2 separate regions of the Homo sapiens genome follow, and region 1 is linked to region 2. Evidence: chromatin loops called from intact Hi-C (ENCODE). Cell type or tissue: ovary. All regions are shown on one strand. Each heading gives the region's core, and the rest is flanking DNA. Links, peaks and the distances in the headings are about the cores only. Region 1 has its middle 120 kb from the start of SHB. Region 2 has its middle 61 kb from the start of SHB.

The links. A loop is a pair of places that touch in the nucleus more often than their neighbours do. Peaks named below come from ENCODE experiments on the same cell type or tissue, not always from the same donor. Only the 100,000 strongest peaks of a DNase experiment are listed, where the experiment ranks them.
Region 1: a loop joins it to region 2, with 6 times the contacts of the local background. A loop is called at or near these places in 7 of 110 quality-filtered maps.

What each region holds. Positions count from the first base shown.
Region 1 is chr9:38,181,572-38,189,992 of GRCh38, forward strand. No RefSeq gene overlaps it. Among named protein-coding and RNA genes, the nearest start is that of SHB, 120 kb to the left of the region's middle. In ovary, for the core only: no CTCF peak of the experiment used is centred there; no DNase peak of the experiment used is centred there.
Region 2 is chr9:38,125,914-38,134,334 of GRCh38, forward strand. No RefSeq gene overlaps it. Among named protein-coding and RNA genes, the nearest start is that of SHB, 61 kb to the left of the region's middle. In ovary, for the core only: no CTCF peak of the experiment used is centred there; a DNase peak (open chromatin) is centred at 4,958.

The DNA.
Region 1 (8,421 bases), core at 2,267-4,766, 54 kb after region 2:
GCCTCCTCCCAGTGGGCGAAGGTGAGGGTGGACAGGGAGCACATGTCCCTCAGAAGTCTGTATTCCAACTAGGGGCAAAGAAATGAAATCCCAGTGCTGGTGGTTTCTGGTGCTCACTCCCAGTGCAGAGAAACTGCTCTGGCTAGGGGCCTGTCACAGTAGCCAGAGCTGGAAAGAAGCTCTGAATGTTAGAAATCTGGAGGAAAGCACAACTTCAAAGAGTCTTTTTCTAAGAAAAGTCCCTTTTGCTGCCCACAGGGAGTCAACTGCAGATACGGTTTTAAAATTTTTGTAGAAAGTCAGTCCTTCCTGTCTCCCTTCCTTATCCCCAGGCCAGAAGCAAATAAGTATTTCCCAGAGAGGAGAGGGCAGGAAGAGGAGTTCTGTGACCTGGGTGGGGGTTGCTCACAGGCCTGAGTACCCCAGTATTCATCATCCCTTTCCTCTTGCCTCTGAGGATGTGTATGTGCCTCTTGCCTCATTACCCATTGATTCATACCTCCCCAGCTGTGCCTGCTGCATGAATCGGATGGTCCTTTTGAATTCAGACATCTCAGACCTAAAGAGCTGCAGGACATGGGCCTACCATGCCTTAACATGTTGTTTTTCTTGCACACTTTGTCATTGGTTGGCAGAATCTCCACATCTCTTTCTCTGTCTCTCTTTTTTAAAAAAAAATCGCTTTATTAAGATATAATTTGCATAACACATGTCTTAGCCCATTTGCATTGCTATAAAGACATACCTGAGGCTGGATAATTTAAAGAGGCAAGAGGTTTATTTGGCATATGGTTCTGCAGATTGTATAGGAAGTATGGCACCAGCATCTGCTTCTGGCAAGGGACTCAGGCTGCTTCCACTCATGGCAGAAGGGGAGGAAGGGAAGCTAGCATGCAGACTTATATGGTGAAAGAGAAGGAGGGGCCAGTCTCTTCTCAACAACCAGTTTTCATGGGAACTAAGAGTGAGAACTCACTGCTGTGAGAATGGCACCAAGCCAAACACCTTCCTCTTGGCCCCACCTCCAACACTGGGGATCACATTTCAACATGAGATTTAGTGAGGCCAAACAAACCATGTCCAAACCATATAATCCACCCATTTAACAGTATGTACAATTCAATGGTTTTTTAGTACATTCACAGGTGTGTGCAACCATCATCATAGTCAATTTTAGAATATTTTCATTATCTCAAAAGAAAGAAATCCTGTACCTTTTAGCTATTACTCCTCTATCCTCCAACCACTGCCCCCCAGCCATAAGCAAGCAGAAATCTACTTCCTGTTTCTCTAGAGACCCCATTCTGGACTTTTATAAGAATGGAATTATACAGTATATTGTCACTCGTGACTGGCTCCTTTTACCGCACATCATATTTTCAAGGATTATCCATTTTGCAGTGTGTATCAGTAGTTCATTCCTTTCACACTGCTCTTGATGGGGGTGAGCAGGCTGAGTGTAGCTCCATGGAGTGGAGGAATAGCTATAGAGACCTCCAAGTCCAGGCTCATGAAGAATCTTGCTTTGTACCCAGGCTTGGCATGGTTCATTTCAGATAATTTCACTCACTTCCTCCTTAGGTGGTTGGTAAACTAGAGACCAATGTCTTCCCTTGACTGTTATTAGACTGGTGCACATGGTCTTTGTACTCAGCAGACAGGCTTCTCTGCCTGAGGCCACCATCATCTTGTTCTTTCGAAAGGACGTCTATTGCTTCCAGGTGTTCTGAATGCCCTTATTCCTGCTGTAAACTCATGCTGACCACGGAGAGCAAGCAAAGGCACTTATTTGCATCCTCTGCACATTTGTGAAGGAGCTTCTGTGGGGTTCTGTCTGAGCTCTAAATTCTTCCTGGAAGTTTTGGATAAGGAAACATTCTTGACATCCTTGCACTTGGACACAGTACTGCTGATGCTGTAACTGAAGTTTTAAACTGGTAATAGGTTGGCCTGGACTTTTTGTTAATTGAAAGTGACCACAAATCCATAAGATTTGTTCAAATGTCATTATGGGTCAGGAAGAAGAGATTTGGAAGAATTTGTCTGAAGATAAGCAATTGGACAAAAAACCCCACAAAACCATCTTATGTTTACGCCCTGCTGACTTCAGACTGTTCAATACAATGATTACACATTTAAGAACATAGAGGCATACATCCCATATAAATTTTAGTGTTAGTATTCAATTCAGTAGTATATTAAAAGAATACTACATTATGACCAAGTCAGCTTTACTACAGGAATGTAAAGGTGGCTCTTTATGAACAAGTGCATTAATGCAGTTTGTCACAGCAAGAGGTCAAAAGAAAATTTTTGGCAGTAGTTTGGAAACCTGTTCACACAAGACATTTTTATTTCCTTAGCATGGGTGCCACACAGAAACCAATAGAACAAACGCCATACTTGTTTGGGATGGCTATTTATGCTGCTTTGATAGACTTATCCTTAGAGAAACTATCTTGTTTGTTTGTGTTGCTAAAAGGAATACCCAAAGCTGGGTAATTTATAAAGAAAGATTTATTTGGCTTATGGTTCTACAGGCTGTACAAGAAGCTTATCTGCTTCTGGTAAGGGCCTCAAGCTGCTTCCCCTCATGGCAGAAGGAGAAGGGGAGCCTGAGTGTACAGAGATCACATGGCCAGAGAGGAAGCAAGACAGAGGGGAGGGAGGTGCCAGGCTCTCTTTAACAACCAGTTCTGGTAGGGACTGGTAGAGTGAAAATTCACTATTGCAAGAACTTCATCAAGCCATTCATGAAGGATCCACCCCTATGACCTAAGCACCTCCCATTGGGACCCACCTCCAACATTGGGGATCAAATTTCAACATGAGGTTTGGCAGGAATTACACAAAAATGATGCTGGGTGCTCTCCATGTGCTCTATCAGGAAGTGCACAATGCCAACCCATCACACTATTGTTGACTTAATTTTAATCTTCTCCTCCAACTTTCTCCACTGTGAAGGCACCATTTTCATTATGCCAGTTTCAGAGCATGTCCCCACAAATTAAATCATAAAATTAAATCATAATTTAATCCCTTTTGGAGGGAGTAAGACATTTAGGATTTAATTTTGTGCTAAAGAATAATAATACAAAAATAGCTATCATTTAATGACCATTTATTATGTGCAAGGCACTGTGCTATGCACTTTATGCATCTTAGTTGAATGCTCAAACCCTTGAATTATGTACCATTATTATTCCCTGTTACAGATGAAGAAAATGAGCCAACTGCAGTGATGGATTTGAAGCAGGATAGATTATATGCTACCTATTCAGTCTTCTTGAGTACTATTTTTTCCCCCATTTAGTAAAAAAAAAAAAAAAAAGAAAAGAAACTGTAAAAGAAATTAGCCAAGGAGGCTGGATGCAGTGGCTCATGCCTATAATCCCAGTACTGTGGGAGGCCGAGGTGGGTGGATTACCTGAGGTTAGACATTGGAGACCAGTCTGGCCAACATGGCAAAACTCCTCCTCTACTAAAAAAAAATACAAAAATTAGCCGAGTGCGGTGGCTCATGCCTGTAATCCCAGCACTTTGGGAGGCCGAGGTGGGCAGATCACCTGAGGTCAGGAGTTAGAGACCAGCCTGACCAACATGGAGAAACCCCATCTCTACTAAGAATACAAAATTAGCTGGGCGTGGTGGCACATGCCTGTAATCCCAGCTACTAGGGAGGCTGAGGCAGGAGAATCACTTGAACCTGGGAGGTGGAGGTTGCAGTGAGCCAAGATTGTGCCGTTGCACTACAGCCTGGGCAACGAGAGTGAAACTCCGTCTAAAAAAAAAAAAAAAAAAAAAAAATTAGCAGGTCATGGTGGCACATGCCTGTAATCCCAGCTACTTGGGAGGCTGAGTATCACTTGAGTCCGGGAGGCGGAGGTTGCAGTGAGCTGAGATGGTGCCATTGCACTCCAGCCCTGGGCGACAGAGCAAGACTCCATCTCAAAAATAAATAAATAAATAAAAAAGAAATTAGCCAATGAAGAGTTAAAAACACCAAACAGAAGTGGTTTAAGTTTTTCCTTGCAGCTCAAGTGATTCTGTTTGTGACAACTAAAGACCCAGAGGTTCCATTTGATGTGTTAGTAGATAATACACCTTAAAATCTGCAACCATTTAAAAATTGGGCTAAAGACATTTAAAGCCACTAAAGTTGTCAAAAATAAACCCCACAAAACCTCATTATTTCTACCTATGTTAGGTCAGCTAGTGAAAGGAAAATGAAAGGTAATGGCTAAGAATTAGCTTTCCAAATGGCTCAGTCAAAGCCATTTGGAAATTTGCCAGTCCAAGGACCAACCCAAAAGAAACCTCAAATATAATCTCTTTGTACAAAGAAAAGAGACACCACAGGCATTATTAAAATACGAGAATTGGTGGAACCACTTCGATACTGGTCAAAAATCATGAGAATAAAATATTTTCAAATATCCTAGAGAAAGAAAGACATGTATTAATTATAAATTAAACACTATCAATCTTTGTTTCGATTCTTAATGAGTGTTTTTATCTGAGTTCGTTTTTATTAAATTTCCCTTGGGAGAGGAATGGTGGATTTACAGATCTTTTACTAGGGTCCACTTATTATGGGCGCTTTGCTAAGGCCATAAATTTTGCAGTTGAATGACAATAGCGAGGAGGGAGTAGAGCAAGCAGTGGATTGAAGCTGGGAAGGAGGGCAGGATTAAAGGTGGCTTGCACAGAAAACAGTTTTTACATTTTGATATAGCCCCAAATGACCTGGGTTAAAAGTACCACATTAACATGTCCTTTGAATAAAAATAGCCACATCAAAATGGACAGCTTCACTCAGATGTCTATCATAACACTCACTCTGGTTCAAAAAATTTATGATTCATAGGCTTAACAATAAACACACAGCTTTAGCTCCTTCTGAAGACCTGAAAGGTCATGGACTGGAATCCTGAGTTGTGAGGCCAGTTTCCTGAACCAAGATTCAGAGCTAGCCAGTGAACCTAGCAGATGGGCCAGCGTTCAATTTCCACTGAAGTCTGGCGTTCTCAATTCCTGTAACCGCCCAAGGGGTTCACCTTGCCTGCTGCCTACACAGACTCGATTCATCAAGACAGGGGAATTGCAATAGAGAAAGAGGAATTCGTGCAGAGTCAGCTGTGCATTAAACCAGAGTTTTATTATTACTCAAATCAGTCTCCCCAAGCAGAGTTTTTAAGGATAACTTGGTGGGTAGGGGGAAGCCAGTGGAGCCAGGAGTGCTGATTGGTCAGAGATGAAATCATAGGGAGTTGAAACAACCCTTTCCCAAAGCACACCTCCTTCTTGCCTGGGGACTAGACTGCCTTTGTAGGACTAACATTAGCCACAAGATTAGAGATTATGGTTTAGGAGTCATGCAATTGGAGGCTACAAGATTCTGACCCTCCCTAAACTGCTCCTAAGATCAATGCTTGAGATGCTTTGCAAATGCTGCACTTAATGGATCAGGGGGCACCACCTAGATCAATAAACTGGCTTATTTGATCCTGTGGCCCCCACCCAGGAACTGACTCAGTGCAAGAAGCCAGCTTTGACTCCCTGTGATTTCATCTCTGACCAATCAGCACTCCTGGCTCACTGGCATCCTCCAGCCTACCAAATTGTCCTTAAAAACTCTGCTCCCTGAATGCTCGGGAGACTGATTTGAGTAATAATAAAACTCTGATCTCTCACACAGCTGGCTCTGCATGAATTACTCTTTCTCTGTTGCAATTCCCGACTTGATAAAGATAAATCAGCTCTGTCTAGGCAGCGGGCAAGGTGAACCCACTGGGTAGTTACAATTGGGCCCCTGACAACCTTAGAGCCACAGCTGCTATACCAGCCCAGACTTTTACACTTGAGAGAAATTAACTTCTCTTTTTTACTGATACGTAGTCATTGTACATATTTATGGAGTACATGTGATATTTTGAAACATGCATCCACTGTGTAGTGATCAAATCGGTCTTTAAGATATTCATCACCTCAAACATTTATAATTTCTTTGTATTGGAAACATTTCAAATCTTTTAGCTGATTTGAAATATACAATAAATTGCTGTTTACTATAGTCATCCTATTGTGCTATCAAACGAGAACTTATTTCTTCTACATAACTATATGTCTGTACTCAGTAACCAACCCCACTTTATCCCCCTCTCTACTCTTTCCGGCCTCTAGTAACCATCATTCTACTCTAAAAAGTTGAATTCCGCAAGTTCAACTTTTTAGCTCCCAGAAATGAGTGAGAACATGCAATATTTGTCTTTGTGTACCTGGCTTATTTCACTTAACATAATAACTTCCAGTTCCATCCATGTTGTTGCAAATGACAGGATTTTTTTTTTTTTTTTTTTTTATGGATTAAGAGTATTCTCTTGTGTATGATCTCCTCTTTTGTTTAAGCCTCTGTTAGCCTGGGTTCCTGATGACACATCTGGACCTGTGTCCTAATTAACACTGTAGGTAAAGCAAGGATCTACGACCGTTTCCATCTTGTCTCTGTCATGAGGCTGTGAGCTCCTTATGGCAATCTCTCCCTACATTTCTTCCAGTTCCTCATGGTAGGCACAGCACTATCCTACGCCTTGGACCAGAATAGACTCTTGTGGATGCTTATTGGATGAATGAATGAATGAATGAACATGTCAGTGTGTTGCGAGCTGGGAGAGATGCATCAGAAAAGCAGTGGGATGAGAGTCACATACCCCGTACCCTTGTTGGAATTTATGTCTAGGAATTTGTGTTTGGCTGCTTGTAACAGAAAACCCTAATTTTGGGTAATGACTTAATCAAATAGTGATTCATTTCCCTCAAATGGTAAGGGCCTGGGGGTGGGTGGTTTCTGAATTGGGTTTGGTGCAGTTTTGGGGGTGGCCAAGCCTAAGTTTCTGCCATTCACTTGGCCTCTTCCTCATGGTCACAAGATGGCAGCCAAAATCCGACAGTTACATCCATGTCCCAGGGAAGGGGAAGGAGGCAGCAGGAAGAAGGCAAAAGGGAAAGTCAGCCAAGTCTGTCCCCTCTTAAAGGTCTCAGGCTGCTCCTGCCTTTTGCAGGGCCCACAATAAGAGTACAAGGCCAGGCGAGGTGGCTCACACCTGTAATCCCAGCACTTTGGGAGGCTGAGGCAGGCGGATCACAAGGTCAGGAGATCGAGACCAACCTGGCCAACATAGTGAAACCCTGTCTCTACCAAAAATATAAAAAATTAGCTGGGCATGGTGGCACATGCCTGTAGTCCTAGCTACTCAGGAGGCTGAGGCAGGATAATCACTTGAACCCAGGAGGCTGAGGCAGGATAATCACTTGAACCCCAGGAGGTGGAGATTGCAGTGAGCCAAAATCGCACCACTGCACTCCAGCCTGGGCGACAGAACAAGACTCTGTCTCAAAAAAAAAAAAAAAAAAAAGTACAAAGGGAGGTCCAACTACTATCTGTTTATATATTTATCTTCCTACCCTCAAAATGACAAAGGCAAAAACATGTCAAGCTGTATTTTTTTTCTCTTGCACCTAAATTCAATGTGGAATTGAGCTATAATTTTTCTATGATTGGAAGTCACGAAGCACCAAAGACAATTGAATTTAATTGTGACTGAATATATCTGGGATTCTGTTGATGAGCTGGCAAAGTCTGAATGAGACCAAGGTAGTATAATAAAACCAAGGTATACATAATTCAAAAGTCATGATGTATTTATTCCATACATTATTTTTCTATCATCTGAGCAAAATTCAATAATTATGTTAATAACAAAATTTTCACAAATTTGTCTTCTATTGACAGTAATGCTCTAAAGCAGGGGTCCCCAACCCCCAAGGTGCAGACCAGCTCTCTGTTAGGAACTGGGGCACACAGCAGGAGGTGAGCGGCAGGTGAGCAAGCATTACTGCATGAGCCCCACCTCCCATCAGATCAGCTGAGGCATTAGAGTCTCATAGGCGTGTGAATCTTATCCTGAACAGGGCATGCGAGGGATCTAGGTTGCATGAGAATCTAATGCCTGATGAGGTGGAACAGTTTCATCCTGAAATGATTCCCCGACAACCATGGTCTATGGAAAAATTGTCTTTCAGGAAATCTGTTGTTGATGCCAAAAAGGTTGGGGACTGTTTGTCTAAAGCAAGGATTGGTCAACCATATCCTGCAGTCCAGCCACCTGTTTTTTGTTTAAAACATTTTATAGGAACACAATCATGCTCCATCTTTTACATGTTGTCTGTGGCTGTCTTCATGTTACAGTGGCGGAGCTGAGTAGCTGTAACTGGGACTGTATGGCCAACAAACCTAAAATATTTACTCTCTGCATCTTTAAGAAAAAGTTGCCAACCCCTGATCTAAAGTATTTTTTAAAAATGTAATTATAGTCAAAATATACAAAATTTGAATCTATTTTCATTAAGAAGTGTCAGTTA
Region 2 (8,421 bases), core at 4,008-6,507:
CACTTGTGGTCTCTTCCAATTACGAGGCTCATTCATGGGGCTTCTGAGAAGTCCCTTTTCGCTCTCTTCCTACCTTGACAGATTTGTCTTCTAAGGTGAGTTTCTCTTTTGCCGAGTCCTTCTCAGACCTCATTTCCTATCTCTGACTCACTCCGCTTGGCTTCTTCCCCTACCTTATAGCCTAGGGTGTGTGCGTTGATGTACAAATGTGTTCTGATAGTTGGCATAGCTTCTGCCTCTGTGTTCTCTTGGTCTTGCAGACAGTCTCTGCCTCCTGTCTCTCCTATTCCATCTCAGCCCCACACTGACAACAACCCATGGGATCTTTCTAAAGCTTAAATCTGAGCTTGTCACTCCCCTGCTGAAAAAACTTCGGTGGCTCTCTAAAGCCCCAGGATCAAGGTTATCTCCTTACCCTCCTTTTCAAACATCCCACACCCCTCTACAGTCTGGTCTCAACCTAACTGCTGTACTCATCTGCTCCTGAAGAGATGGGCCCCCGATTCCTTTGCTGATTCCATCCCTGTGCATGGAGTGTGCCCTCCTCTCACTTCTGTGTCCAGTGACATTCTGTGATGTCACCCACTGGGCCTCAGATCAGCTGTTACTTTCTTGGGAAGCTTCCCTTGATCTCTTCATTCAAATAAAAATGCTGTTACTTGTACATTCCTGCAGAATGTTATTCACTCTGCGGAGAAGGATCATTTTCTTTCTTCTTCATCTCATGATAAAGGTGGGGGCAGTGTCTGATGTGGCCAGGTGGTCAGCACATCGGTGCTGCTCAGTATACATTTGGTGACTAAGGGAATGGCTTCTTTATGGACTTCTGGCTTTTGTCTCCCTCCCCAGCTGGGCTACTTGAGAGGCCTCCTTTAATCTACCCACCATAGATAGATCCTCTTGAAGGGCAGCTGGGTTCATCTGCTGCCAAGCCCAACGTATGTTCCACATTTAAACAAAGGAACAGGAAGAAGCAAGGATTAGTGCAAGATGCTAGTCATTGAGCACACAGACACCTGCTGGCACAGGGACCTTTGGCAAAATCCCCAGCAAGTGCCCACAAAAGCCAGTGGTCGATGGTGCCCACAGATAGGATTCCCACCGGCTGAGCTGCGGAGCCTGAGCACCTGCATCCTTCCAGTTCTAGAGAGCTGGAGCTGGCGCTTGAGATCAATGTGTTCCAGCCCACTCGTTTTATAGATGCAGAAGCTGAAGCCCCAAGAAGGCTTCCCAAGACCACCCAGCAAATCAGGGCAGCGCTGGGAAAGAAACTCAGGGCTTTCATTGCCTGGGCCCGTCCATCTTCACCAGGCTGTGGGGTTTTATGAGTACTGTTGTAATTCCTGGATGTTTTCCTTCACGAATAGGGATTTCCCTAGAGCTGGATTAATATGACCTTGAAATTGGCACTTATCTTTGAAATTCCAAGAGCAAAATCACTGATGGAGGGAATGAGGGAGGGGAGAGAGGGGGAGGGGAGAAAGGAAAAAAAAGGAGAGAAGGAGGAGAGAAAGAGAGAATGAGATAGGGACAAAGAAAGACACACGGCCAGAAAGAGATAGAGATGAAAAATGATCAAAGCCCAACAAAGAGATCAAAAGAGAGTCAGAAAGAGACCACCAGACAGTGCGTGAGAGAGATGGGAAGCAGAGACGAGGGAGACTACAATAACAGAGCCCTCTCTACAACTGCCTGCCTCCTTCCTCCACAGGGCCCCTGGGAAATCCTTCAAAGGCAAGTGCAGCTGTTGCCAGCTCTGGGTTCTGTGGGGCCCATAGGATGACGTGGCCTGAGGCTTCATCACTGGAGCCTGGGGCTTCAGCTTTCCAGGTAATGCGTGGGTTGCAGCAGCTATGGGAGTATGAGGTGGGGCTCTGAGAACAGTGCTGAGGGGCAGGAACATCTGGCCCTGGTCTGGGGTCTGGTGCTGCCTGGCTGGGGGTCTTGAGGAGGTTTTTACTCCAGAGCTTGGGTCAGCTGGTCCCTAAAGTTCTCCTAGCTTTGAAATTCCTGACTGACTGAGCCCATGGGACCTAAAGATAAAGGGTTCCATCCCTTCTTGGATGCTCATCCCTAACCACTACTTTGGGATCATGTCAGCCATCAAGGATGTGGTCAGAGAGGCATTGTCCACCGAAGGAGACTAACTTCACCTATTGATTTCTCCAGCTAAGAAATCTTCTTGGTAGAAATGTGAAATTACAGACCATCAGAGCTGGAGGGTACCAGGCACGTCTTTCTTGAGTTCCTCATTGCTCAGACAGGGAGACAGACTCAGAGAGCCCATCATCAGGCAGGAGCTAGAAGGTAGAACTTGGATCTGCTGGCCCGGTCATGGACCCCAGAGCACCAGGCTGCATGCTGAGTGGCAGCGAGGGAATTAGACAGGTTTCTTAGGCAGCAAGAACAGCCAAGTCCCCAGAAACATCCCCATAATTTGGGGAGGGATGGTACTGCTTCTCCCTTCTCTTTCCCTATTTAGGCTGTTTCAGAGCCACTTGGACTGTCCAATTTCACTGCCCAGGAGCTAGTTCAGCGGCAGCTGGCTGCTCACTACCCCTTCAATCACCAGGAACCCAGACTTTCAGCTCCTCTCTCTCAAAGGCCGGCCAGTCCTCTGGGCATAGTCTTAGAGGAGGCTGCCCCATGACTGTGTTTTGGGGGTGCTGGGTAGTGGCTGCAGAAGGCAGCAGATGGGGGTATGTTGAAAAGAAGGAAAGGGTGTTCAAAAGATGAAATTCAGACATACAAATCCGTCTATATTACCCACCACAAGTCACCAAATGGTGGAGTGGACTTTCTTTCATAGACATTCTGAGGCTTTTTCTTTGTTTCTTTACGTATTCATTCAGACACATATTCATTCACTCATGTAACCAACCAACCAGTCATTCATGGTGTGCATGTTCAGTTGTGGTGATGGTGGAGGTGGAGGGGGTGCATTGGTGGTGATGATGGTTGTGGTAGATAGGTTGTGTTGGTGCTGCTGGTAGGGGTGCTTTTGTTGGTGGTGGGTGGTACTGATAGGTGTTGGTGATATTGTGTGTAGTGGTGGTAGTGGGTGGTTGTACTGATGGTGGGCGGTGGTGGTCGTAGGTGAGTGTTTCTGTTGTTGGGTGGCATTGATGGATAGTGGTGATTGTGGTGGTGTTGATGGGTGTATCAGTGGCAGAGCTGATGATGTAGATACTGGTGGTGGTGAGTGTTATCTGTGGTGATGGTGATTGGAATAAGAATAGTGCTGATGGGTGTTTTGGGAGTAAACGTGTTGCTGTTGATGGGGGTATGGTGACAGTGATCGTGGTATCATTGCTTATGATGATGGTAGGTTTTGCTGGTAGTGGTGATGGATGTAGTGGTGGTGTCAATGGGTAGTTGTGGTTGTGGTGGTATTGATGATGGTATTGTTGATGGAAGTTGTATTAGCTTTCTATTGCTGCTGTAACAAGTTATCACAAATTTAGGGCCTTAAAACAACACAGATTTATTATCTTACAGTTTTGTAGAGCAGAAATCCAACATAGGTTCACTAGGCTAAAATCAAGGTGTCAGCAGGCTTAGTTCCTCTCTGGGGGCTCTTAGGGAGAGTCGACTTCCTTTTGTCCTCCAGCTTGTAGAGGCTACACCCATTATTTGGCCCATGGCCTTCTTCTTCCAGCGATGTTGCAAAGCCAGCGATGTCATATCTGTCTGACCCTTCCCCCACTGTCCATCTCTCTCTTTGAACACAGACAGGGAAGGTTTTCTGCTCTCATAGACTTGTGGTTAAATTGTACCCACTCAGGAAACCCAGGATAATCCCGCCATCTCAACGTCTGTACCCTTAATCACATCGATAAAGTCCCCTTTGCCATGTAAGGTAAAAAATGTACCAATTCTGGGGATTAGAGTGTGGATATCTTTAAGGGAGTAATTTTTTGGCCCATCATAGGGGGAATGACGGTAGTGACGATGGTGGTGACCATGGTGATTGTGGCGTTGATGATGATGAGTGTAGTGATGGTGGAGGGTGGTAATAGTTGTGGTAATGGGGAAGAGCGGGTGGTAATGGTATTGGTGGGTGGTTATAGTTGTAGTGTTTTTGAAAGGGTTATGGGAGTGTGGGCAATGGAGACAAATCCACCACTTTGGTTCTCTGCACATTCTCTGGTCAGGAGGGAGCCATGACCTGGACAGAGCATCTATATCTGCAGATGGATGGTGTGCTCAGGGACATGAGAGAGGGAAAATGAAAAGCTTTGAGGGCTTGGAAGAGGTAGATGTCCTTGTTGGCAGGGGCTTAGGAAGCTTTCTGGACTCTGAAGTATGGCTAGCCATTAAAAAAAACTCCGTAACGTTAATAGCTTTGGCTGGGCACTGTGGCTCATGCCTGTAATCCCAGCATGTTGGGAGGCCAAGATGGGTGGATCACCTGAGGTCAGGAGTTTGAGACAACCCTGGCCAACATGGTGAAACCCCATCTCTACTGAAAATACAAACAGTAGTTGGGCACAGTGGTGGGCGCCTGTAATCCCAGCTACTCGGGAGGCTGAGGCAGGAGAAATGCTTGAACTCAGGAGGCAGAGGTTGCCGTGAGCTGAGATCACACCACTGCACTCCAGCCTGGGTGATAGAGCAAGACTGTCTCAAAAAAAAATTAATAGCTTTACTGCTTTATATTTGTAATACGTGCTAATTAAACACAGTCAAGCAACACAGAAAAGTGCAGAAAAGAAAAATTTTAAAGTAACCAAAATCTTACTTCACATAAGGTTGGGGAGGGAGGTCATCTCCATACTCAGAGGTGGAGGTTGGGAGGTTCCTTGCTCAGAAGGACATTCCCTTCCCAAGGGAGGAAGCAGAGTGAGCAGTGGAATGAAGGTGTCCCGGGGTAGGGATGGTTCCATGTCCTGGGAGAAAGGGGCGGGCACATGTTCAGTGCAAGTGGGCACACAGCTATCAGAGCCGGGCAGGGGTGAGGTGGGGTGAAGCAGAACAGGCTCTCCCCTGCCTGCCCTTTGTCCTGTGATCTGCCTGGGTGAGCAGATAAGCTTCAAGGATCATTGCATTCTGTGCGTCACTCTGGGGGTGGGGGGTACACTGAAATGTGTCATGTAGGCCACTGCGGAATTGCAATGAACAAGAAGGATCTAGAAAGGGACAATATCATGGCCTTTTCTCTTTTCTCTCTAGCACCATCCCTCCCTTCCTCTGCCCTTGAGCAGAGCCTCCCCAGAAACCCAGGCATTTCTGCCTATTCATGGATCTGTGTGAGGCTAAAGGAGCATCCCCGACAATGACCTTGGGGGAAAAGACCTTTTGGGTCCTACTGATGCTAAGGGGACACCTGGAAGGTATCCATGCAAAGGGGCCAAGAAAGGTCAGAGTTTTAAAGGTCCCTTAAGATGATCAAGCCTAGGCCTTTTCAATCTTTCCCTCGTTGTTTATTCTTTAAGTTGTGACATCCTTTTGTCAAGCAACATTTTCAGTGAAAGTCCAATATGGACACCAACAAATAGGAAACTGCTTTGAGTGAAGCCAGGGAAGAAGTCTCTGCCTAGCTGAGCACCTAACACCTGGCTGGTCAACTTACTCCAGGCCTTGGATCGGGGTAGGAAATGGGGGAAGCATGCTTGACTTTCAGGGCTGTTAGGGATGACATAACATATGCAAAGCTCAGGACTCTGTAACGTGGAGAGACATTGAGGGCTTCCTAGCGGCTTAGCCTCACTCTAGGCTCTGTTTGGGAGGAGGGGACGGGGGCTAGGAGCCTGGAACATGGCCCTGGAGGGTTCCTATACAGGCAGATTATCATTCCAACAGTTGGCCCCCAGGCACCTCCTGCCCCAACTTAACACACACTTCCTCTCTACCTGCATCCTGCTGCCAACCTAGGTGGCCTCAGTGTCCCCTGGACTTAACACTTCACTTCAGCCTTACAGTCCAGGATCACCTTTGATAACAATCGCAGCAGATAATGTTAATGGAGCACTTGTCTCGCGCCAGGCCCTGTTCTTAGTTCTCCATACGTGTCATCTTGTTTGATGCTCCCAATAGCTCTTCAGAGGGAGCCTCGCTCTGTCACCCAGGCTGGAGTGAAGTGGTGCAATCTCGGCTTATTGCAACCTTTGCCTCCCAGGTTCAAGCGATTCTCATGCCTCAGCCTCCCCTGTAGCTAGGGTTATAGGCGTGTGCCACCATGCCTAGCTAATTTTTTGTATGTTAGTAGAGATGGGGTTTCGCCATGTTGCCGAGGTTGGTCTTGAGCTCCTGAGCTCAGGTGACCTGCCCTCCGCAGCCTCCCAAAGTGCTAGGATCACAGGTGTGAGCCACTGCACCCAGCCAGAGCACCATTCTTCTAGTCATCTTACGCATGAGCGAGGACTCACGATTTGCCCAAACTCATGCAGGTGAGGAGAGCTGGAATTTGGTGCAAGTACCATAGTGCCTGAACCAACACCACCTGAGGCCTCCCCACCTCTGAAACCTCAGCTGCCACAGCCCACTCCTTGGCCACAGGGTCCCTCTGCACCTCATAGAGACCTTTAGGTCTTTTTTGTAGCTTCCCCCCATTTCACTCAGTCACTTAGCCCCTCCTGCCTTCACTTTACCTGCCTAAATCCTTAGACCCATACTAGCAACCTCACCAGTGCTCTGAAGCCCCAGGGCTATTACCAGATCTAGTGAAAACCCTGTTTCCCTACCTGGAAGGAGAAGCAAAACTGCTCATTTGAAAGCTGGCTGCTTTGGAACCTTCTGAAAGGTCTGCAAAAGTCATCTTCTGTATAGAAAAAATTTTCTTTGTTTAGAGAACTCCTTTGAGAGCCTTTAGGTGAGGCACAGGGCATGGGCAGGGGCCCTGGCAGCTCTGGATAGAGGATGGGAGAGCAGAGAGGGTCAGGGGAGGTGACTCCCAGGTCTACCGCCTCACACACCTCTGGGGGCCCATCCACATGGCCTTGTCAGTGTAGCCTCTGGGACTTAGCATGTTTTACCCCTCTGGGAAAGGGGGTAAAAGGGAGCTTTACCCCCCACCAGTGAGAACCTCAGCAGGACTGATCACAAAGGCTGTTCTTCAACTCTCCCCTGGAGTATGAGAGGGAGTAGTTATACTCCACCTTATGCACCTCCAAAATGTAATCCAGAGTCCTTCCTTTGGACCCCAAGGCCCTATGAAATCTGTCCCATACCTCATCATCCACCAGGACCACACCGCTTCCTGCTTGCCTCAAACACCAAGTGCAATCCGGCTTCCACACTGCCTTCGCACCTTGGCACCTGCTCGTCTCTCTGCCAGAACTTGCACCCCTGGATATCTAAAGGGCTGCTCCTTTCTTTCTTTCTTTCTGTCTTTGCTCAAAGGTCACCTCCCCCAAAGGGCCTTCCTTGACCTGACTAGCTAAAATCACACACGGTCACTGTCTCTTCACTCTGCTTAAATTGTCTTCATAGCACTGATCATTATCTGATGTCAAAGTATAATTTCCAAAGAGTCAAAAACATGACTTTCATAGAAGCATCTAGCGGGATGTGTCAGTGATTTATTTAACTCATTAGTGAGGAATCAGCAAGATGACAGAGCTGGTTCAAGAGGGGATATGAGAACCTGCTATATGTAATCAATGGAAAGAGAGTGCTGGAATAAGATGGCAAAGTTAGATACTAAATTGGTTAATGTCCTATAGGACAGTAAAACTGCAACCTTTGGGGTTATCTTTTCTTCAGATAGAAACCATTTGCATCTCTGCTGGACAAAAATCATTTGCAGCTTATTAATCTTCTTGAAGTTAACATTTAACTTCCTAGAGTCTGGGTCCTAATCAATAGTAAATAGTAAGTCAAGCCAAAGTGACTCTCCTAGAACAGCCCTGTCTAAAAGGACTTTCTCTAATGAAGAAAATCTGCACCAAACAATAGTATAGTCCCTAGCCCCCAAGTGGCTGTTCAGCTCTTGACATGTGGTTGGTGTGATTGAGAAACAATTTTAGTTGTTTGAATTAAATTTTAAGATATTTAATCAATATAAGTAAATAGCTATTATATATTGTTATATGTATTTTACTATAATATTAAGATAACATGAATAATTTAATATTTATATATAAATTATATGTAAATATATAATTTATGAGCCGGGGATGGTGGCCCATGCCTGTAATCTCAGGACTTTGGGAGGCAGAGGCAGGCAGATTGCCTCAGCTCAGGTGTTCAAGACCAGCCTGGGCAATACGGCAAAATCTCAACTCTACCGAAAATACAAAAAATTAGCTGGGCGTGGTGGTGAGCACCTGTGGTTGCAGCTATTCAGGAGGCTGAAGTGGGAGGATCACCTGAGCCTGAGAGGTGGAGGTTGCAGTGAGCTGAGATCATACCACTGCACTCCAACCTGGGTGACAGAGTGAGACCCCATCTAAAATATATATATTTATTTATTATATTAAA